2 separate regions of the Homo sapiens genome follow, and region 2 is linked to region 1. The links are chromatin loops, found by intact Hi-C in ENCODE. Cell type or tissue: tibial artery. All regions are shown on one strand. Links, peaks and the distances in the headings refer to the core of each region. The heading gives the core; the rest is flanking DNA. Region 1 has its middle 15 kb from the start of LINC02280. Region 2 holds the start of VESTAR (VEGFC mRNA stability associated lncRNA).

The links. Peaks named below come from ENCODE experiments on the same cell type or tissue, not always from the same donor. Only the 100,000 strongest peaks of a DNase experiment are listed, where the experiment ranks them.
Region 2: it touches region 1 in a loop (2.9-fold over the local background); 5 of 110 quality-filtered maps call a loop at or near these places.

What each region holds. Positions count from the first base shown.
Region 1 is chr14:104,645,329-104,656,659 of GRCh38, forward strand. No RefSeq gene overlaps it. Among named protein-coding and RNA genes, the nearest start is that of LINC02280, 15 kb to the right of the region's middle. RefSeq lists silencers at 4,917-5,066, 5,077-5,156, 5,237-5,316 and enhancers at 7,598-8,099, 10,517-11,017, 11,018-11,331. In tibial artery, for the core only: a CTCF peak has its summit at 5,164 (motif pointing right); DNase peaks (open chromatin) are centred at 5,180, 6,103 and 6,503; H3K4me3 peaks cover 651 bases; H3K27me3 peaks cover 1,578 bases.
Region 2 is chr14:104,821,124-104,832,454 of GRCh38, forward strand. VESTAR (VEGFC mRNA stability associated lncRNA) reads left to right here and starts at 78. Exons shown (of 1, transcript NR_024396.1): 1 at 78-2,595. It also overlaps the pseudogene RPS26P49. RefSeq lists enhancers at 1,109-1,740, 5,743-6,528, 6,529-7,314 and a silencer at 5,424-5,593. In tibial artery, for the core only: CTCF peaks have their summits at 5,408 and 6,663 (motif pointing right); a DNase peak (open chromatin) is centred at 5,558; H3K4me3 peaks cover 2,297 bases; H3K27ac peaks cover 1,453 bases.

The DNA of each region.
Region 1 (11,331 bases), core at 1,544-9,543:
CCTCATCGGCGGAATGAGGACCAGGCTGTTACACGTCTCTGTATTCTGCAAGTTAAAGGCAGTGAAACACTTAATATCCACAGCACACAGAGCGTGACACACACAGACAGCACTCAGCGAATGTTAGCTGCCAATGCTAGCGTAAGACGAGATACACACTCTTCTGAATGACTCTGAGTTAGAGGAAATGAAACATCAAATTAGAGGCTCAACTAATTTGATAACAAGAGCACCACACATCAAAAACCCTGGGACGCAGCCAAAGTGGCTCTCAAAGGACAAAGTATAGCCTTAAGTAATTCTTTTCTTTTTTTGAGACAGAATCTCGTTCTGTCACCCAGGCTGGAGTGCAATGGCGCGATCTCTGCTCACTGCAAGCTCCGCCTCCCGGGTTCACGCCATTCTCCTGCCTCAGCCTCCCGAGTGGCTGGGACTACAGGTGCCTGCCACCATGCCCGGCTAATTTTTTTTTTTTTTTTTGTATTTTTAGTAGAGACAGGGTTTCACCGTGTTAGCCAGGATGGTCTCGATCTCCTGACCTCATGATCTGCCTGCCTCGGCCTCTCAAAGTGCTGGGATTACAGGTGTGAGACACTGTGCCCAGCCTAGCCTTAAGTAATTCTAATAAAAGGTAAGAAAGGATGAAAGTGTGCTTTCATTTAAGAAACTAGAAGAAGAAAGAAAATATGACTCAAAAGAAATTTAGGAGAGCCTGGAATTTAGGAGAGCCTGGAATCACACCCTGATTCCTCCCTCTCTATCTCCTCCCCAGCTGTAGTGATGTCACTTGTTATTGTATTGTTGGGCTGTATTATTGTATTGTTCCTCACAAATAGGGAACACATGTTACTTCCAAACTCTAACAGAAACAGGCTTTACATGCCAGGAGTCAACCCCAGGCCTCCACAGCACAGGTATTCACACTCTTCATGCCCACTCACATGCAGGGCCTCCAGGAGCTCAGCCAGCAACTTCTCAAGATCAGGGACATTGGAGGGGCAGCCAGCTTGGACCAGGCGGAGGGACCACCACGCCAACTCCGCAACCCAAGCCTTCTTCCGCAGGGCTCTTCAAACATCTTCCCTACTATTTTATTCTGAACCTTTGTAAACACACAGCCAAGTTGAAAGAATTGTACAGCAGACACCATCTACCTCCTTCTAGAGTCTCCCATTAACGCATATATGGTCCAAGCTCTGCCCTGGTTGCTCCCTCTCCCCACCAGCTATGCGTCCCTCGGCCGTCTTTTTAAATATGTTTCATTTTATTTTGTTTTATTTTTTGAGACAGGGTCTCACTCTGTCACCCAGGCTGGAGTGCAGTGGCGTGATCTCAGCTCACTCCTGGGCTCAAGGGAGCCTCCCACCTCAGCCTCCCGAGTAGCTGGGCTTGTGTTTACAGGCGCCAACACCAACACACCAGCTAATTTTTGTATTTTTTGTAGAGACGGGGTTTTGCCATGTTGTCCAGGCTGGTATCAAACTCCTGAGCTCAAGTGATCTGCCTACCTTGGCCTCCCAAAGTGCTGGGATTACAGGCATGAGCCACTGTGCCCGGCCTCCTATTTTTTTTTTTCTTTTTTTGAGACACAGTCTCACTCTGTCGCCCAGGCTGGAGTGCAGTGGCATAATCTCAGCTCACTGGAACCTCTGCTTCCTGAGTTCAAGCAATTCTCATGTCTCAACCTTCCTAGTAGCTGGAATTACAGGCACCCGCCGCCACGCCCAGCTAATTTTTTTTATTTTTAGTGGAGACAGGGTTTCCCCATGTTGGCCAGGCTGGTCTTGAACTCCTGACCGCAGGTGATCCATCCATCTTGGCCTCCCAAAGTGCTGGGATTACAGCCATCAGTCACTGTGCCCGGCCCTTAGTACATTTTAAAGTAAATTGCAGTCTACTCCCTCTGAGCCCTTCAGCAGGCAGATTATAGGGTGTTATATGTAAAAATGTTTGTTTAGAAATAGAATGCTCGTTCCCCAGTGCTGCAAAGAAACAGCACTTGAACATAAATTTAATTCTCTCAGTAAGGCCATTTTTACTTTCTGCAGAAAGGGTGCCCATCGCAAATGCAACAATGGCGAGAGCACATCTGAACAAAGGAGGGAAGCAATTTTTATCCTGTACACAGTTTGTCCCTGGTACTGTGTCCTGTCTCCATTGGCTGGAGCCAGGCCTCACAATCTAAACTAAAACCCAACTGGCTAAAAGTTTAAAACTTTTCCAAATAGGTAAAAGTAATGGAAAGACAAAGGAAAAGAAGAAGTTGCTTTTGCCAAATAGGGAAGGGGCATAGGCTGTGAGCTGGGATATGCCTGCGAGCACGTCCGGTACAGATATTTTGGTTAAAGTACAAAGACATGGAATGTATTACGTGCCTGTGAGCATGTTTAACAGCTACATAGGATAGGGCTTCACAAAGAGTTACTAGCACAAAGCAAGGAGTCTTGAAGGAAGTTAGTCTCTAAAAGAAACTATTTTTTTTAACACGATTTATTCTTTAACAAGAAGGGAAACTTTGAAGAGGAAGTTTTACTTCCTACATAGGGAACTGAAGTTCAATATTCATTTATGATTTACTGGGGTCTTACCCTGTCACCCAGGCTGGATGGAGTGCAGTGTGGTGCAATCGTGGGTCACTGCAGCCTCAACCTCCCAGGCTCAAGTGATCCTCCCTCCTCAGCCTCCCAAGTAGCTGAGACTACAGTCATGCACCACCACAACTCGGCTAATTTTTTTTTTATTTTTTGTAGAGCTGGTGTCTCCCTATGTTGCCCAGGCTGGTCTTGAACTCCTGCGCTCAAGTGATCCTCCTGCCTCAGCCTCCCAGAGGGTTGGGATTATAGGCATGAGCCACAGCACCTGGCCCCTTTTCTCTATTTTTTTTTTTTTCTTTGAGATGGAGTCTCACTCTGTCGCCCAGGCTGGAGTGCAATGGCGCAATCTCAGCTCACTGCAACCTCCGCCTACTGGGTTCAAGCAATTCTCCTGCCTCAGCCTCCTGTGTAGCTGGGACTACAGGCGCCCACGACCACAGCCGGCTAAGTTTTTTATTTCATTTTATTTTTTAGGAGAGATGGGGTTTTGCTGTATTGGCCAGGCTAGTCCTGAACTCCTGACCTCAAGTGATCTGCCCACCTTGGCCTCCCAAAGTGCTGGGATTACAGGTGTGAGCCACTGGGCCTGGCCTCCTTTTTTTCTTTAAAGTAAAATTTACATGTAGTAAATAGTATTTGGCCATAAAGGGAATGAATTACTGATACATGCTACAATGTGGATGAACTTTGAAAACAGTAAGCTAAGGGAAAAGAGGTAGACATAAAGGGCCACCCACTACACAACTCCATCCACATGAAAGTCCAGAAGAGAGAAATCCATAGAGACAGAAAGTAAAGGCTGGGCACGGTGGCTCACGCCTGTAATCCCAGCACTTTGGGAGGCCAAGGCGGTGGAAGCCCTGAGGTGAGGAGTTCAAGACCATCCTGGCCAACATAGTGAAACCCCATCTCTACTAAAAATACAAAAATTAGTTAGGTGTGGGGGTGCACGCCTGTAATCTCAGCTACTCGGCTGCTGAGGCAGGAGAATTGCTTGAACCTGGGAGGTGGAGGGTGCAGTGACCACTGCACTCCAGCCTGGGTGACAGAGCAAGACTCCATATCAAAAAAAATAATAATAATAGATTAGTGGTTGCCTAGATGACTTCTAACAAACGCATACACCTACGAAGAGGGAGAACACCACCACCAATCCAGAATGTTCCCTCATGCCCTCTCCTGGCAAAGCCCCACCCCCACCCTACCCCAAAAGACATCCCCTGGTACGATTTCTTGCCTGTTCTAGAACACCACATAAAAGGAATCACAGCAGGTCCTGTTCTGTGGAAGGTCTCTTTTGCTCAGCATCATGTTTATAAAGTCATCCATATTGCTGCACGGATCGCTGGTTCATATTGATATTCATTAGATAACGGTTGGACCAGTCCTCCCACCCTCCCTCCCGCCATCTCTCTCTCTCTCTCTCTCTCTGTCTCCCTCTCTCTTTCTTTCTTTCTTGAGATGGAGTCTCGCTCTGTGGCCCAGGCTGGAGTGCAATGGTGTGATCTCGGCTCACTGCAACCTCCGCTTCCCAGGTTCAAGCAATTCTGCCTCGGCCTCCCGAGCAGCTGGGATTACAGGTGCCCACCACCACGCCCGGCTAATTTTGGTATTTTTAGTAGAGACAGGTTTTCACCATGTTGGCCAGTCTTTTAAATGAATCCAACGAAATCTAAATATCATGGTGATTTAATCATCAATTTTTAAGAGACAATTTTTTAACAGACTTAAATGTTTTCTCCTTTGCCTTGTATTTTCCCTCCACTTTGCCCACAGAATTTTATGCCAACATGACATATCTTCTGCTCCAAGTCCTCCGCTGGCCTCACTGTGCTTTTCCGTAATGGAAATATGTGTATAAATTGAAATGCCACTTTTCATTCTTTACTTCATAAGTCTCTTATCTTTAAATGTTTCTACTGGATTCATTATTTTTCAATTATTAGCCCACAGTTCCTCAAAACCACTGATTGGGATATAAATAATCTATATTATACATTTTGATTAAAAATTGTTACACAGAAAAAGGAAGTTTTCATTGGGGATGCATCTCCCGATGAAGGGGACGGGCTTTTTTCCGTGTAGCCCCTGTTTCCATGGGTGACGACGACTTGTTGAAAAGACTCACTATCCCGCGTGGAATGTCCTCCTGCTTTTTGGGTTTTAGGGGCTAGCACTGAGCGTCTTTGTTCACACGAACAAGTCTACGGGACAAAGGAGGATTGGGGCAGCACTTCCGCAAACCTGAGACGGGCCACCGGGAATCGCTGCTGCGGTCGGGGGCTGCGACGCCACCAGCCCCAGGGTGGAGAGCGGCTTTCTGGGCGTCCGGGCAAGTCCATGCTCCGGGTGGGGAGGCCGAGGGGCCGAGGAAGTCGAGGGTCTGGACATTCGCTGCCCCGGAGCCGCGTGAGCCCGCCCCGCCCTGGAACGTCCTCCCAGGCGTTCTCGCCTTTGCAGCCCCCGCCTGACTGCGGACCCTCCACTCCCCACTCTCTCCTTCCATCCCCGCTTCCCTCTCCCTGCCCCTCCTCCTCCCCCGTCGTCAGCCTTGACAAAGGAGGGCGATGCCACCGCTTACCGCCAGAGGGCGCGCCGCGCCCCCCAAACGGACACTGAAGCGGGCGCCCCCTGGCCGAGCGGGGCGCAGGGGAAGAGGGGGCGGAGGGGGAGAGGAGGTGCAGGGACAGAGGGGGCCCAGGGGGCTTCCAGCCTCCTGCCTGGGTCCTGGTTTGGTTGCCCCCGCACCACCCAGCGCTTGCCCACCCTGCCTCAGTCTCCCCATCTCCCAGCCTCGGGGCTCCTCTGGCTGGCTGGGGCCCACCCTGGGGCAGAGCCGCTGGGTCTGGGGATGGGTAGCATCAAGATGCCTCGAAGTCCTGGCCTGGTCTTCAGGCTCCCTATAATTAGGACTCCACCCCCACCCCTACAGGAGCCTGTCCAGAAGGTCCTGGGCGTGGCTGGGGTGTCGTGGACACCTGCCATCTTTCCTGAACGCTGCAGACACCTGCGTCCCACTCCAGTGCAGGTGGCCTGGGCCCCTTCAAGGAATGGCTGGGAGTGGGAGGGTGGGCCTGGGGTTTCACGGCCCACACCTGAGGCCAGTCACACCCCGACTGGGCCAGGCAGAAGCTGCACAAACTTCACACTGGAAAGGTGGGGCCAAGGGCAGCCCCAGCCCACCTGCCAGCACCTCCCCATCCCCAGCATCTGCCGGGCACAGTGGGGGCACACCTAACCTCCCCACCCCTACCCACTCTTGACATATAAGGCCTCAGCCAGGAAGTCCAGAAGGAGGGCGTGGACGGGGATCTGCACTGGAGGCCTCTACCACCTGTGAAGCCATCGGGCCTGTGGGCCGCAGGGCAGGACTCCCAGGTCTGGAGGGCCCTCAGGCTGGCCTCCATGAGGTGCCGCGAGGCTGGGGTACAGAGCTGAGTCCCCACAGCCCTCACCTCCCTGGCCCCTGCCCATCACAGCCTAGCTCCTCCTGGAGCCACCTCACCTCCCTGGGCCTCTGTTTCCCCCTCCGTAGAGCAGAGGTGTTGACGGCTTTCGCTTGGAAGGCTAAGCCAGTCTGTCTTTGCGGAGTCCACGTGCTGCCAGCACACAGTCCATGCTCCGGAGTCAGCATCCCACCACATGGTGGAGGGGATGTTCTGAAACCCCTCTTTGAAACTCACAGAACCTGGGGACAAAGCGGGGCAGCGTTTTGTCAGTGAGAAGTGGCCGCAGGAGGGGCCCAGTGACCAGCACCAGGTACAGGAGCAGACCCACGGCCCGGCCCACAGGCACCAGACACCCTGGGCACAACCGGGCCTGGGTTCCCTCTGACATGGGGCACCTGGACAGATACTTGAGCACAGCCAGGCCTTCAGATGACAGCCATCCCCGCAAGCATCTGACCACGTGCAAGACCCCGCACCTGAGCTTCCCAAATGAGCCCCTCCTAAATGCCAACTCCAGAAACCATGAAATAATTGTCCACTGTTTACGCATCGGAGCCGCTGGCCATGCAGCAAAGGGACCAAGCTGCTGGCGCGCACAGGTTCATCTCCCAGTGGCTCCTGCTGTCGAGGGCTGCCCCCCTGCTCCCCTCCTGCAGGGCTTGTTCCCAGCAGGTGCATCCTCTAGCTGGGCCTGGAGACCCGGCGCCACGTGGCACAGCGGTGACTCTACAGCGCCCTCGTGTGCGGCTCTAGGTGCTCCCACCCGCCTCTCTCCCGGCTCAGCCTGGGCACCTTTCTCCTGGTCGCTGTGTCCCAGCACTCTCCCCTTAGGAGGCTTGGGCTGGCGGTTGTGAACGTTTCCGACCGGGCTGTCCTGGCTCCCCACCAAGTGTGTGTCCACCCCTCCCACCATGGCTGCTCCCCACGTTGGCTCAGGGAGCCCCTGAGGAGGTCCATGGCGTCCCAAGCCCACCAATGCCCACCACTGCTTTCAGCTTCCTCGTGCTCGCCAGCCACCAGGTTGGTGGTCTCTTCCTGCCCACTCTTATTTTGTGTTCCAGGGGAACATGCTGCCACCAGGCTTTACTGTGGACAGTGTCCTCTGTGTCTCCGGTTGTGCAATCTCGGTGGCTCATGTTTTACAGGGGGGTTGGGGAGAGCCAAGCCCGTGATCACTTCTCCCGCATCCTTCTCCATATGGAGAGGTTACGATATCTAGCCTCAGAACCACAGTCGTCTCATGCTCAAGGCCTGTGGGCCAGGAATCCCGAGCTGGTGGTATTGAGCCAGGAATCCCGAACTGGTGATATGCACTGTTGCTTTTCCAAACAGAAAAAGAACAAAAACTTGTAGTCCAACCCAGTTGACTCCTTAAACTACCTCTTCGAAACTCACAGAACCTGAGGACAAAGCAGGGCAGTGTGTTTATATGAAGTTGATAAACTTAAAAGACAGCTGTGAAGCCATGAAAATCCATGGAAGAACCCTAAATGCATATTACTGAGTGAAAGAAGCCAGTCTGAAGAGGCCACATACTATATGATTCCAACTCTAGGACATCCCAGAGAAGGGGAAATTACGGAGACAGTAAAAGGACCCGTAGTTGCCAGGGTTAGCGGGGGGGAAGGGATGAATCGCAGAGCATGGAGGGTGTTTACGGTAGAGAGGGCAAACCGGTGCAGCCACTGTGGAGACCAGAATGGCGATATTTCAAACAGTATTTCAAAAACTTATATTAGAATTGCCACATCATCCGGACATTTCACTTCTGGGTATTCGCCCAAGAACTGAGTGCAAGGACTTGAACAGATATCTGCACACCCGTGTCCACAGCAGCATCATTCACCAACACACGAAGGTAGAAGCAGCCCAGGTGCTCACGGATGGATGAACCTGGTGTATCCAGGCCTGGCGCGGCGGCTGGGCGAACCTGGTGTATCCAGGCCTGGCGCGGCGGCTGGGCGAACATGGTGTAACCAGGCCGGGCGAGGCGGCTGGGCGAACCTGGTGTATCCAGGCCTGGCGAGGCGGCTGGGCGAACCTGGTGTATCCAGGCCTGGCGAGGCGGCTGGGCGAACCTGGTGTATCCAGGCCGGGCGAGGCGGCTGGGCGAACCTGGTGTATCCAGGCCGGGCGAGGCGGCTGGGCGAACCTGGTGTATCCAGGCCTGGCGAGGCGGCTGGGCGAACCTGGTGTATCCAGGCCGGGCGAGGCGGCTGGGCGAACCTGGTGTATCCAGGCCTGGCGAGGCGGCTGGGCGAACCTGGTGTATCCAGGCCGGGCGAGGCGGCTGGGCGAACCTGGTGTATCCAGGCCGAGCGAGGTGGCTCACGCCTGTAATCCCATCACATGGAAGGCCAAGACGGGTGGACCGCTTGAACTCAGGAGTGCAAGACCAACCTGGCCAACAGGTGAAAATCCATCAATACAAAAAATACGAAAATTAGCTAAACATGCTGGTGTGCGCCTGTAGTCCCAGCTACTCAGGAGGCTGAAGTGGGAGGATTGCTTGAGCCCAGGGAGGTCGAGGCTGCAGTGAGCCATAATGGCGCCACTGCACTCCATCCTGGGCAACAGAGCGAGACCCTGTCTCAAAAAGAAAAAAGTGGCGTATCCATCAAGGGGAATATTATCCAGCCTCAACAACACCAACAACAACAACAAACACAGGAGGTCCTGACACAGGCTGCCACACAGCTCAGGCTTGAAGACATTATGCTGAGGGAAAGAACCGACACAAAAGGGCAAGTGCTGCCTGACTCCATGTTTGTGAGGCTCCCAGAGCAGTCAAAACCGCAGAGACAGAAAGCAGAATGGAGGGTGCCAGGCTGGGGGAAGGAGGGTGTGGGGAGTTTGTGTTTGCTGTTTCAGAGTTTCCGTTTGGGAAGGTCAAAAAGTTCTGGAGATTGGTTGCACAACAATGCGAATGTACTTACTGCCACTGAACTTGAACTGTACCTGGAAACATGGGAAGACGGTGTGGAAACAAGCCCCCAGTCAGCTGGTCTGGCAGCTGATTTGATGCAGATCAAGAGGGAAGTGAGGAATCGATAGGGAAGACTGTGATCACCCCTAATCGGCACAGACAGATAGGAGGTGTTAAGGGGGTTCAGAAGAGGTTAAGACATAGGAGAGATGGATAAGAAGGTTTTCCGTACTTCCGATCGAAATTCCAGAGGGGCTGGGCACAGTGGCTTATGCCTGTAATCCCAGCACTTTGGGAAGCCACGGCAGGTGGATCACTTGAGGCCAGGAGTTCGAACCCAGCCTGGCCAACATGGTGAAAACATATCTCTACTAAAAATACAAAAATTAGCCAGGCATGATGACGGGTGCCTGTAATCCCAGCTACTCGGGAGGCTGAGGCAGGAGAATCCCGGAGAACCTGGGAGGCAGAGGTTGCAGTGCAGCCAAGATTGCGCCACTTCACTCCAGCCTGGGCAGGAAAGCGAGACTCTGAAGAAAGAAAAGAAAAGAAGCCGGGCGCGGTGGCTCACACCTGTAATCCCAGCACTTTGGGAGGCTGAGGCGGGCGGATCATGAGGTCAGGAGATTGAGACCATCCTGGCTAACATAGTGAAACCCTGTCTTTACTAAAAATACAAAAACTTAGCCAGACGTGGTGGTGGGTGCCTGTAGTCCCAGCTACTCGGGAGGCTGAGGCAGGAGAATGGCGTGAACCCAGGAGGCGGAGCTTGCAGTGAGCAGAGATCATGCCACTGCACTCCAGCCTGGGTGACAGAGCGAGACTTGCCTCAAAAAGAAAAGAGAAGGGAAGGGGAGGGAAGGGGAAGGAAGGGGAGGGAAGAGGGAGGAAAGGAGGGAAGGAGGGAAGGAAGGAAGGGAGGGAGGGAGGAAGGGAGGGAGGGAGGGAAGGGAAGGAAGGATGGAAGGAAGGAAGGAAGGAGGGAAGGAGGGAAGGAGGGAAGGTGGGAAGGCGGGAAGGAAGGAAGGAATTCCAAGAGGTGGAAATAAATAAAACGGGGAGAGCCCACCAGCTCCCTGACAATATGGCTGAGAATTTTCCAGAACTGATAAAATATGGAAACTTCAGCCTCAAGAGTGCAGCACTCTCAAGCAGGAAGAATAAAAGCAGCCCATACCTAGCTGTCCCGTGGTACACTCAGAATGCTGAAGGAGAACTTGCTGGAGGCAGACCCCGCGAACGGCAAGAACAGGAGCAGATGACCGTCTCTGAAGTGCCGAGGCAGAGGCAGCAGCCGGACCCACACGCCCTGCTCCACTCCCACTTACGGGTGTGGGAGAAGCATCAGATCAGCAAAATGACTGCGCCACCACCCAGCTCCTTAGCAGAGCAACCTCCACAGAATACAGCTCAGAAAGAGGGGACGCCTGGGCTGCCAGAAAGAGTGGGGTGCAAACATGTGCAAACCTCAACGAGTGCTGGCTGTGTGCAACAAAGCCCTGTGGAAAGTGGAGGGTGATAAAGGCAAGGCAGACCTGAGTATTGGGCAGTCGTAATGATCTGTGAGCCAGGAGGGGCGTGATCAGGAGGAGGATGGAAACACTGGCTATCTTTGAATTCTAAATATACTTGTTAAAATTCTAAGAGTGACTATTTTAAAATAGAAATAGAGCATATAACTTCCACTTAACTCTCCAAGGAAAAAATAGAATGTCAGACTGAGCCAGAGCCATGGAAGAGTGCTCAGGCAGCGGGAGCTACACGTGCAAAGGCCCTGGGGAAGGAGGGAAGAGGCGCATGCCTGGCACTGATGTCAGTGCGGCTGGAGGCAGACGGGCGCAGAAAGGGGTCTGAGACGTGGCTGAAGGCAGCAGGACCAGACAGGATGGGGCCTCAGGGCCGTGGTTCTGAGCTTCATTCCAACAGCAGGAAAAGGGAGGCATGTTTGTAACCTGCAGGGAGGCGGGAGCCATGGACAGGATTGCATCTGTGACTTGCCAGCATCCCGCCGGCTCCCATGGGAGCAGACTGCCCTCAGGCCCCAGCGGAGGGAGGGAGAACAGACAGAACAATTTTGGCCCCTGGACATGGTGGCGGCAGGGGAGGTGGTGAGCAATGCAGGAAGGGAGACTTAGGAAGCAGTGCCTAGCTCCTCGGTGTGGAGGCAGTGAGGGGAGGGAAGAACACGGAGAGAGGCTGGCTCGGGGCTTGACAAAGTGGTGGGGTGTCCCACGGGAGGCAAAAGCAGATGGTGGGGGCGGGCGAGAGAGTCACGGTTCTTTCAGCCTCATCAAGTGTGTGTTTCTGAGGACGTGGAGGGCGGTGGGAGGCTGACGGTGCACAGACAGCGCGGGAGCGGGGG
Region 2 (11,331 bases), core at 2,087-10,086, 180 kb after region 1:
TTAGAGGTGGCAGGGAAGAGGATCAAAGGAAATGGTAAATTAACCTGCAATACGCTGCGTCCGGGAATAGAAGCTCCTGCTGCGGCTGGCCCACTCCTCATCCCTGCACCATGGAGGCTCTCCCAGAGGCATGTCAAAACCCCAGCCTGACGACCAAGCTCTGTCCACTGCCCACCACCAACAGCCACCACTTGAGCCTAGATGTGTGCACGCAGCGGCGGCGTCCACCCAGGAGGCAGACCCCAGGAAGAGGCCTGCCGTCTGGGAAGCAGGCTCAGGCCTGTGTGGGCAGCAACCTAGACGGAAGGGGCTAGGTGCTGAGGGGCCATGTCCCTTGAGCTGGAGGAGGGCACAGCAAGGAACTCTGCAGCATGGACCTCAGGACAGAGCTCCTGGGTCGGGGCATTGCCGGCCTGCAACGCAGGAGCGGGTCGGGGGCCCGCACTGGTGAGTACAGCTCCAGCGTTGGTGTGCTAGGGCCACTGTAAGGAGGTGCCTCCAACGGGGCGTGAACAGCAGCAGCGTGTGGTCCCAGTTCTGGAGGCTCCAGCTGTCCACAGGGCTGGTTGGGTCTGAGGCAGTTGTGGGGAACCTGGCCTCTCCTCCACTCTCGTGGGGTTTGCAGGCCATCTTTGCTGTTCCTTGGCTGGTGGAGGCAGCGCCTCAATCTCTGCCCGAATCTTCACATGGTATTCTCCCTGCGAGCTGTGTCCAAATTTCCCGTCTTTATAAGGACACAGTCACACAGGATCAGGGGCCCACACTCCCGGGATGACTCACCCTAACTTGATGGATCACATCTGCAAAGACCCTATTTCCAAACAAGGTCACATTCTGAGGCCCTGGGGGTTAGGCCTTCAACATATGAATTCGAGGGGACACAATTCGACCCGTAACAGCTTCTGTCTCCCCACACATCCGATGTGCTTCTCCCTCTGCCACGCTTAGGCTGGGGTCTCTACCAGGCACCTCGACCCGAGTCCTCACTCAGGCCGGCTCTGAGCCTCACAGCTCTGTCTGTGGGAGCTGCCCTAGTTTTCCACGGACCTTTATTAGGTGACATGGGAATATCGAGCAGTGCCCCAGAATCCCTGGGTTTTGACACAGTGCTTCCTCCTCACCTGAGGCAGCATTCCCACCCTCCTGCAGGGATCTCTCCGAAGAGATTCCTCTGCAGAGATCTCTGGCCCGCGGAGCTCCCTTCTCCAGCGGTCAGCTCGGCAGTGAGCGGCCCCACATGGCCAGAGGGCATCTCTGCTCCTGTGTTTGGGAAGCAGACCCACGTTCCCCAGAGGACCGGGAGCCAGGACTGCCACTCCTGCGACCCCACCTTACCAGAGTGGGAAAGAAAAATCCCTCCATAGCCGATTAGCTGTCACGGCCACTCTGTGTAAGGACTGCAGAGGCGTGGCAAGGCCGTGACTGGCGTCCGTCCACAGAAGCCCTCTCACAGGCATGGCCACCTCCAGTTCGGCATTCTGGCGGTGGGGAAACGGCCTCCTAGGTCGGTCCCAGGTTAGAAGCCTGTTCTGCCCCCCACAGGCCTGCATCTCAGTGTTAAGGGGTGCAGTCTCCCCGCTGCAACCATTCCACCAGTCTGTTAGGCCTCCTGCTTCTAGGTGAAGGGCGTGGAGTGAGACCAGTGGAACTGATGGACACAAGCTTATCGCCACACTGGTTTTCCTCTGAAACAAGGCCCTGGATTACAAGTGTCATTTGTGGAATCCCAAGGCAGCGAAGGAGGCCAAGGATGGCATGCTGGCGGGAGAAGCCTGCGAGGACCCGTCCCTTTGAGGATCCATCCCTGCAAGGACTGGCTCTCGACAAAAGGCACGCCGTGTGCTCTGCCTGCTTCCTGGAGGCTGGCTGCCCTCCCCACAGGGGGTGGTGCCACATCAGGGCTCAGACACCATCCTCGCTGTTGGAAAGATGGGCGCCCAGCTGTCCATGCTGCTGGAAGGGTCTGGTGGGGGTGAATAGGCTACGGAGCCTGTGTGGCCACCATGCCTGTGGCCTCAGCCACTTTGTGCAAAGGACTGCAGAGGCGTGGCAAGGCCATGATGTGTCCGTCCACCGAAGGCCTCCCTGGTTTTGAGCCCCTCCTCTGCAGGGAATGCTTCCAGCATTTTCATGGATTACAAATGTCTTAGCCCCTGCCCTTTCAAGCAGTTCCTTAGCTCCCCTCCCCAGTCCACAGAGCCATCTCCTGCCTGTGAGTTAGGCCTAATCAACGTAAATCTGTCCTCCAGGCCCTCCCTTCCCTCCAGATGAGGTGCGCAACCAGTGGTGCTGCTGGACGTTTGAAAATACAAAAGGCCGGGCGTGGTGGCTCATGCCTGTAATCCCAGAATTTTGTGAGGCCGAGGCGGGTGGATCCCAAGGTCAGGAGTTCAAGACCAGCCTGGCCAAGATGGTAAAACCCTGTGTCTACTAAAAATACAAAAATCAGCCAGGCGTGGTGACGGGCACCTGTAATCCCATCTACTCAGGAGGCTGAGGCAGGAGAATCGCTTGAACCTGGGAGGTGGAAGTTTCAGTGAGCCGAGGTGGTGCCAGTGCACTCCAGCCTGGGTGACAGAGCGAGACTCCTGTCTCAAAAAAAAAAAAAAAAAGAAAAAGAAGAAGAAGAATACAAAAATTAGCTGGGCATGGGGGCACGTGCCTATAGTCCCAACTATTCACTGGGAGGTTGTATTAGTCCATTTTCATGCTGCTGATAAAGACGTATTTGAGACTGGGCAATTTACAAAAGAAAGAGGTTTATTGGATTTGCAGTTCCATGTGGCTGGGGAGGCCTCACAATCATGGCAGAAGGGGAATGGCACATCTCACATGGTGACAGACAAGAGAGAGAAGGAACTTATGCAGGGAAATTCCTCCTTATAAAACCATCAGATCTCATGAGACTTATTCAGAATCACGAGAACAGCATGGGAAAGACCTGTCCCCATGATTCAATTACCCACTGGGTCCCTCCCACAACACATGGGAATTCAAGATGAGATTTGGGTGGCGACACAGCCAAACCATACCAGAGGCTGAGGTGGGAGGATTGCTTGAACCCAGGAGGCAAGGTTGCAGTGAGCCAAGATCATGCCACTGCACTCCAGCCTGAGTGACAGAGCGAGACCCCTATCTCAAACCCCCCCCCAAAAAACAGATACAGGTGGATGATTGGATGGGTCAGGGATGGATGAATGGTTGGATGGGTGGAAGGATGGATACAGGGTGGGTGGATTGTTGGATAGATGGTGGGATAAATATTCGGGTGGTGTATGGTTGGATGGATGGTAGGATGGTGGATGGTGGATAATTGGCTGGATGGATAGTAGGATGGATGGATGTTGGATGGATGGATGAACAGTGGGGTGGTAGATGGGTAGATAAATGGTTGGATGGACAGTAGGATGGTGGGTGGTTGGATGGATGGATTGATGGATGGATGGATGGATGGAGGGTTAGATGAATGCATATTGGCTGGATGATAGAATGGTGGATGGATAGATGGGTGGTAGGATGGTAGATGTTTAGGTAAATGGTTAGATGGGTAGTAGAATGGTGAATGGTTGGATGGATAGATTAATGGATGGATGGTAAGATGGTGGATGGTTGGATGAATGTTTGGATGGATCGTAGGCTGGTGGATGGTTGCATGGTTGGGTGGGTGGATGTATGGTTGGATGGTGAATGGTTGGATGAATTGATGGATGGATGGTAGGATAGGTGAATGGTTGGATGGATAGGGATGATTGGATGGATGGATTGATGGTGGACTGATGGATGGATAGATGGTTGGTAGATGATAGGTTGGATGGACAGTTGAATGGTTGGATGGATTGATGGATGGTTGGTTGGGTGGATGGATGGATGGTTGGACAGATGGTTGAATAGATGGTATGATGGGGTTAAGGACAGATGCATAGGTGGTGGAAAGATGGATGTTTAAAGATGGTTGGCTAGGAAGATAATTGGATGGATGGAGGATCCCCCAGGGTTGCTACCTGAGCAAACTCTGGGAGGTTTGGAAATCTTGATCACAGGGGTCTGTGGGCCTGTCCTGTGGATGAGAAGTCAAGACTGGAGAGGCTTTGACCTGGGCTGGTTTTAGGGATAGGGGCCACTGTGAGGACAGAGATGCAGAGGCACAGACAAGGAACTGGGTGGAGGTGCACTCTGCAGGATTTCTGGTGTCTGATGGAGATGGTTATTTGTGGACTCCAGATGATTCTAGAAGTCCCCAAGACTCTTCTGGGTGGGATTCATGAAGGCAGGTGGCAGGTTCCCCAGCTTAAAAGCCAATAGAAAAGTAAAGAATCGGGCCGGGCACGGTGGCTCACGCCTGTAATCCCAGCACTTTGGGAGGCCAAGGCGGGCAGATTACGAGGTCAGGAGATAGAGACCGTCCTGGCTATCACGGTGAAACCCCATCTCTACTAAAAATACAAAAAAATTAGCCAGGCGTGGTGGTGGGTGCTTGTAGTCCCAGCTACTCAGGAGGCTGAGGCAGGAGAATGGCGGGACCCGGGAGGCGGAGCTTGCAGTGAGCCGAGATGGTGCCACTGCACTCCAGCCTGGGCGACAGAGTCAGACTCCGTCTCTTAAGGAAAGAAAAGAATCGGAATGACAGATACCGGCAGTCTGAGGATTGGCGGAGATGGCCTCGCTGACTGGGAATATTTGAGCAGAGGCAGGAAATGGCTGGGGCGGAGGGACTGGCAGGAGCAGAAGCCTGATGTGGGGCTTGGGGCGTGCTGGGGCGTAGCGAAGTGGCAGGAGATCCCGGAGCACCGGCAGGGAGGGGAGCCAGAGGGAGAGGAAGGTGTGGAGGCCTTATGGAGCTCTCCTGGGGTCTTGGATGTTCACTCCGAGTGCGATGGGAGCTGCAGGAAGGTTTGATCCCCGGAGAGACCAGATCGGGCTTGAGCTCTGACCGCAACCCCTGGCGCTGGTTGGAGGGCACACGGGCAAGGCGGTGGTGGGAGCGCTGCGGCAGTGCAAGACCACAGAGCAGGGGGATATGCGGGGGGTGGGCTGGGAGGGCTAGGTGGGGCGTCTGACGAGGCTGGGGAACTCCTGTTCTTAAGCTCAGGCCGGGGTGAGCACTGTCCCTAGGAGGGTGTGGCCAATCCTCGCCCTCAAGGCACTGCGGCATGAATGAAGCGCTTTAAAGGGAGTTCCCAAAATGAAATCCCTAAGCGAAAGGTCTGGTCCTTCTGGGAAGCGGAGCAGACTGCGACAGCTGGCGTTGGAGCGGGGGGCGGTCCCAAGTCATCCTCAGGCCACCCGTGGCCAGCCCCAAGCTCTCTGCGGCGAGGAGCGCTAGCCCCAGAGCCTGGCGTCCTGCTGGGGAGGCGCCTTTCCCGCGGCGCTGGGCGCCCTGGGCATCCGGGAGGAGCACCCGTCCCGCCCTCTCCCCGCGCCCGGCTCCGCACTCCCCGCCAGCCCTGCGCCCCGCTCCCCGCGCGCCCCCTGGCGGCAAACTTCGCAATGGCTCCCGCCGCGCTCTGCTTTTCGGGGTTGCCGGAGGGGCGGGGCTGCCGGAGGGGCGGGGCTGCCGGAGGGGGCGGGGCTGCCGGAGGGGGCGGGGCTGCCGGAGGGGCGGGGCTCGAGTGGGAATGCAACCCTTGGACACGGTGGATCCTGGGAATCTAACCTTCCGTCCCGGGGCTGATGAGCTCCAGCCCTGCCCCAGGAACTGTGCTGGGGGCCCCTGGGGATGGGGACGCAAGCTCAGAGGGCGGAGACCTCGGGCGCCCCGGCTTCGTCCGCAAGGCGAGACGGGCCGCAGGGGACTGCTAGGGTCTGCAGGGGGGTCTGCGGGGGTGAGGGGGCGGGTGGGCTCGGAGGATGGCCCCGGGCTCCCAGGGAAGCTGGAAGGGCGTCGGGGGAGGTGACGGCGCGGAGACCTCGGACTCTCAGTCCTGCAGGGGCCGCGGACACAGGTGGGGAGGAGTGGGGGAGTTTTTCCCTGGGAGAAATGGGAAGCGTCGAAGGATTTTAAGGAGTGCGGCTGGTCGGGTTTGCATTCGGGGAGGTCGCTTTGTCTCTTGAGTGGAGAATGAGGAGGTGGCAACAGCAGGGGAGTCACCGGGAGGCTGCTCGGGTCCAGCTCAAAAACGCCAGGCCCGCCCCCGCCCCGCAGGTCCGCGGGAAGGAAGGAAAAGGCGTTGGGGATGCGTAGGAGGCAGAGGCCTTGGTGGTCGATCCGGTGTGGAGTGGGGCAGGGGCTGCGAGGAGGGCGCCCAGGACTGGTATCAGTGAACAGTGACGGTGGGGCAGGGCGGTGACCTTAGCACCAGCGCTTCGGTGGGGGGGAGGAAGCACCTGAGCCGCGGAGAAAGGCCTGCGTGAGGTGGGCACAGGCTGGCGTTGAAGCCCTGGGGTGGACTCACGTCCAGGGGAGGGCGGTGCTTCACACGTCCCAGGCACTGTCTTGTGTGGCCCCAAGTGCTGTCTGAATCTCTCCTGCGTCTTGGGCCCCAGCACCAACAGCCGTCGCCCTGGAGCCAGGCAGCAGCCTTAAGCTTCCCTGGGAGGCTGACTGGCTGGGAGCAGGGAGGTCCCATCGGGGAAGTAGGGGCGTGCAGGGGGCTTGGCGCCTGCAGTCCTGGAGGGGCAGGGCAGATGATAAGGCTAAGTACCTCCTGTCCTTTGCTCAGCCAGCCACTAGGAGGAGGCCGCAGAGAAGAAGCCGCCAGGGGCTGGGGGAGGCCAGGGACGGGGCAGGGAGGAGGGGCTGGGCTGAATGCAGGTGCCCCAGGAGCTGCGGGCTCTCCTTCCACAGGTTCGTGTCTGGTACACGGCTGGAGAAGGCAGGGAGGGTGGGAGGAGCCTGGCTTGGAGAGAAAGGGCTGGCCGGAGACACCAGAGTGCTCAGGGCAGGGGCGGGAGAGGTGGTCCCTCAGGCCTCAGTGGCAGAGGCATGGGGATCCAGGGCTGAGAGTGAGTCTGTGGTTCATGGGGTTACCAGAAAGGGGTCCTGATCCAGATCCCAAGAGAGGGTTCTTAGATCTCACGCAAGAAAGAATTCAGGGCGAGTCCACAAAGTAAAGCGAAAGCAAATTTATTAAGAAATTAGAGGAATAAAAGAATGGCCACTCCATAGAGCGGGCCAGAGGGCTGCTGGGTGACCATTTTTATGGTTTTATTTTTATTATATGATAAACAAAGGGTGTATTATTCATGACTCTCCTTTTTAGACCATAAGGGGTAACTTCCTGATGTTGCCATGGCATTTGTAAACTCTCATGGTGCTGGTGGGAGTGTAGCAGTGAGGACGACCAGTGGTCACTCTTTTTTTTTTTTTTTTTGAGACAGAGTCTCGCTGTGTCGCCCAGGCTGGAGTGCAGTGACACGATCTTGGCTCACTGCAGGCTCCGTCTCCCGGGTTCACACCTTTCTCCTGCCTCAGCCTCACGCCTGTAATCCCAGCACTTTGGGAGGCCAAGGCAGGCGGATCACGAGGTCAGGAGATTGTGACCATCCTGGCTAACACGTGAAACCCCGTCTCTACTAAAAATTCAAAAAATTAGCCAGGCGTGGTAGCGGGTGCCTGTGGTCCCAGCTACTCGGGAGGCTGAGGCAGGAGAATGGCATGACCCTGGGAGGCAGAGCTTGCAGTGAGCTGAGATCGCGCCACTGCACTCCAGCCTGGGCGACAGAGGGAGACTCCATCTCAAAAAAAAAAAAAAAATTTTAAAAGACCAGGTGCAGTGGCTCACGCCTGTAGTCCCAGCACTTTGGGAGGCCATGGTGAGTGGATTGCTTGAGCCCAGGAGGCAGAGGTTGCAGTGAGCTGAGATGGGGCCACTGCACTCCAGCCTGGGTGACAAAACAAGACCCTGTCTCAAAAAATAAAATATTTAAGCTTATTTTGTGTGTGCTATGGTTTGAATGTTTGTGTCCATCCAAAATTCATATATTGGAACTTAAGTTGCAAAGTGATGGTATTAAGAGGTAGGGCCTTTGGGAGGTGACCAGGGCAGGGCGGACGGGATTAGTGCTCTTACACAAGGGCTTGAGGCAGCGGGTTCTTTTCTTTAGGCCTTTTGGCCCCTTCCTCTATGTGAGGGCACAGCAAGAGGGTGTAATCCCTCCCAGACACCACATCTGCTGGCCTTGACCTAGGACTTCCCCGCCCCTAAAACTGTGAGGAATACATTTTTAGTATTTATAAATTACTCAGTCTGTGGTATTTTATTTATTTATTTGAGATGGAGACCAGCCTGGGCAACATAGTGACACCTCATTTCTTTAAAAACAACAACAAAAAAATTAAGGGAAAATCAGCCAGGCATGGTGGCATGGGCCTGTAGTCCCAGCCACTGGGGAGGCTACAGTGGGAGGATCCCTTGGGTTGGGCCTGGGAGTCCGGGCCATGATGATATCACTGCACTCTAGCCTGGGTGACACAGCAAGACCTTGTCTCAATTAAAAAAAAAGAAAAGAAAAGAAAAGAAAGGCATAGATCTTTACTGCAAGACGCCCACAGAATGCTGTCTACATGCCATGCCTCTAATTCCTCTTCTTTCATTCTCTTTTTAAAAACTTTTAAGATTGAGATATAATTCACATACCATAAAATTCATCTTTTTTTTTTTTTGAGTCTTGCTCTGTCGCCCAGGCTGGAGTGCAGTGGCGCAGTCTCAGTTCACCGCAACCTCTGCCTTCCAGGTTCAAGCAATTCTCCTGCCTCAGCCTCCTGAGTAGCTAGGATTACAGGCGTGCGCCACCACACCCAGCTAATTTTTGTATTTTTAGTAGAGATGGGGTTTCACCATATTGGCCAGGCTGGTCTCAGTCTCATGACCTTGTGTCTGCCTGCCTCATCCTCCCAAAGTGCTGGGATTACAGGTGTGAGCAACCGCACCCAGCCTTTTAATTTCTTTAAATGACGTTTAATAGTGTTCAGTGTTGGCTGGGCACAGTGGCTCACGCCTGTAATCCCAGCACTTTGGGAGGCCGAGATGGGCAGATCACGAGGTCAGGAGATAGAGACCATCCTGGCTGCTACGGTGAAACCCCGTCTCTACTTAAAAAAAAAGAAAAAAAAATTAGCCAGGTGTGGTGGGGTGGCGGGCGCCTGTAGTCCCTGCTACTCGGGAGGCTGAGGCAGGAGAATTGCTTGAACCTGGGAGGCAGAGCTTGCAGTGAGCCAAGATCGCGCCGCTGCACTCCAGCCTGGGTGAGAGAGCCAGACTCCGTCGCAAAAAAAAAAAAAAAAAAAAAAAAAAAAAATATATATATATATTTGGTAGAATTCACCAGTGGAGCCAAAAGGGCTAAGGTTTTCTTTATAGAGAGGTTATTTTTTTGTTTTTGTTTTGTTTTGTTTGTCACTAATTTAATCTTCTTACTTTAATTTTCTCCAGAGAATACTTTTTCTTTTTTCTTTTTTTTTGAGACAGAGTCTCACCCTGTCGCCCAGGCTGGAGGACAATGGCGTTATCTTGGCTCTCTCCAACCTCCCAGGTTCAAACAATTCTCCTGCCTCAGCCTCCTGAGTAGCTGGGATTACAGGCACCTGCCACCATGCCCAGCTAATTTTTGTATTTTTAGTAGAGATGAGGTTTCCCCATGTTGGCCAGGCTGGTTTCAAACTCCTGATCTCGTGATCCGCCTGCCTTGGCCTCCCAAAGTGCTGGGATTACAATTGTGAGCCACCGAACCCGGCCGAGAATAGTTTTTCTTAAGTCCTTAAGGACTCAGCTCCTTACATGAGCTTTGATGGTGGTTGTGGGGCAGCACAGACAGGTCTAAATCCAGGTAGGGTTGTTTGGTCCTTGCAGGCTGCACGACATGGATTCCTGACTGCCTTGCTGTGAATCGCACAACTCACACAGCAGTGTAGCGTCACGTGCAGCTTGGGAAGCACGTAGGCTTTGAAGATGCTTGTTTCAGAAACGTTACTGACTGCTGTGGCCTCTACTGCTTCAAATGATGAATTTGTTAACAGCCTTGTCTTTGGACACAGTTTGTGCAGCAAATAGGCTGCACATGGCCATGGCCCTTTTTGGCACAACCAGTGTTCCTTCTTTTCTTTGTCATCTTGAAGGCACAGACCCAAGAGAGTTATCTTTTTACTTCTTAAAGTCCTATTCAGCTTTTTAAAATTTCTTCTTGGATTAGTTTCATTAGTTTGTGACTTTTCGGAAATGTGTCAGTTTCATATAGACTATCTCATTTATTGGCCTCCAGTTATTCCGAGCATATCATCCCTTCTATTTCCTGAAGGTCAGTCCTACTGTACCTACTTTCATTCCTGATTTTATTAATCTAAGGCTTTTCTATTTTTTTTTTTTGTAGGTCAGTACAACTTAAGGTTTGTCAATCTTATTGATTTTATCAAAGAATTCACTTTTGGTTTCACTGATTTTTCTCTATTTTTTATTCTCCATTTTTATTTATTTATTTATTTATTTTTGAGATGGAGTCTTGCTCTGTCACCCAGGCTGGAGTGCAGTGGCACGATCTCAGCTCACTGCAACCTCCACCTCCCGGGTTCAAGTGATTCTCCTGCCTCAGCCTCCCGAGTAGCTGGGATTACAGGCGCCTGCCACCACGCCCGGCTAATTTTTGTATTTTTAGTAGAGACGGGGGTTTCACCATCTTGGCCAGGCTGGTCTCGAACTCCTGACCTCGTGATCCGCTCGCCTTGGCCTCCCAAAGTGCTGGGATTGTAGGCATGAGCCACCATGCCTGGCTTGTTCTCCATTTTATTTATTTCCACTGTCACCTTTGTTATTTCCTTTCTTCTTTCTGCTTTGGGTTTAGTTTGCTTTTTCTCTAGTTTCTTTTCTTTTTTTTTTTTTTTTTTGAGACAGAGTCTCGCTCTGTCGCCCAGGCTAAAGTGCAGTGGCACAATCTTGGCTCACTGCAAGCTCCGCCTCCCGGGTTCACGCCATTCTCCTGCCTCAGCCTCCCAAGTAGCTGGGACTACAGGTGCACGCCGCCACGCCCAGCTAATTTTTTATATTTTTGGTAGAGGTGGGGTTTCACCATGTTAGCCAGGATGATCTCGATTTCCTGACCTCGTGATCCACCCGCCTCGGCCTCCCAAAGTGCGGGATACAGGCCTAAGCCACCACGCCTGGTCTAAATTTCCCTATTTAGCCACTTTAGCTACATCCATAAGTTTTGGTATGTTATGCCCCCACTCGCTTTCATATCAAAGTACTTTAAATTTTTTCTTGACATTTTTTATTTGACTCATTGGTTATTTAGAATTGTGTTGTTTAATCGTCACCTATTTGTGAATTTCTCAAATTTCCTTCTGTTATTGATTCCTAATTTTATTACATTATGATTGGAGAACACACTTTGCATGACTTC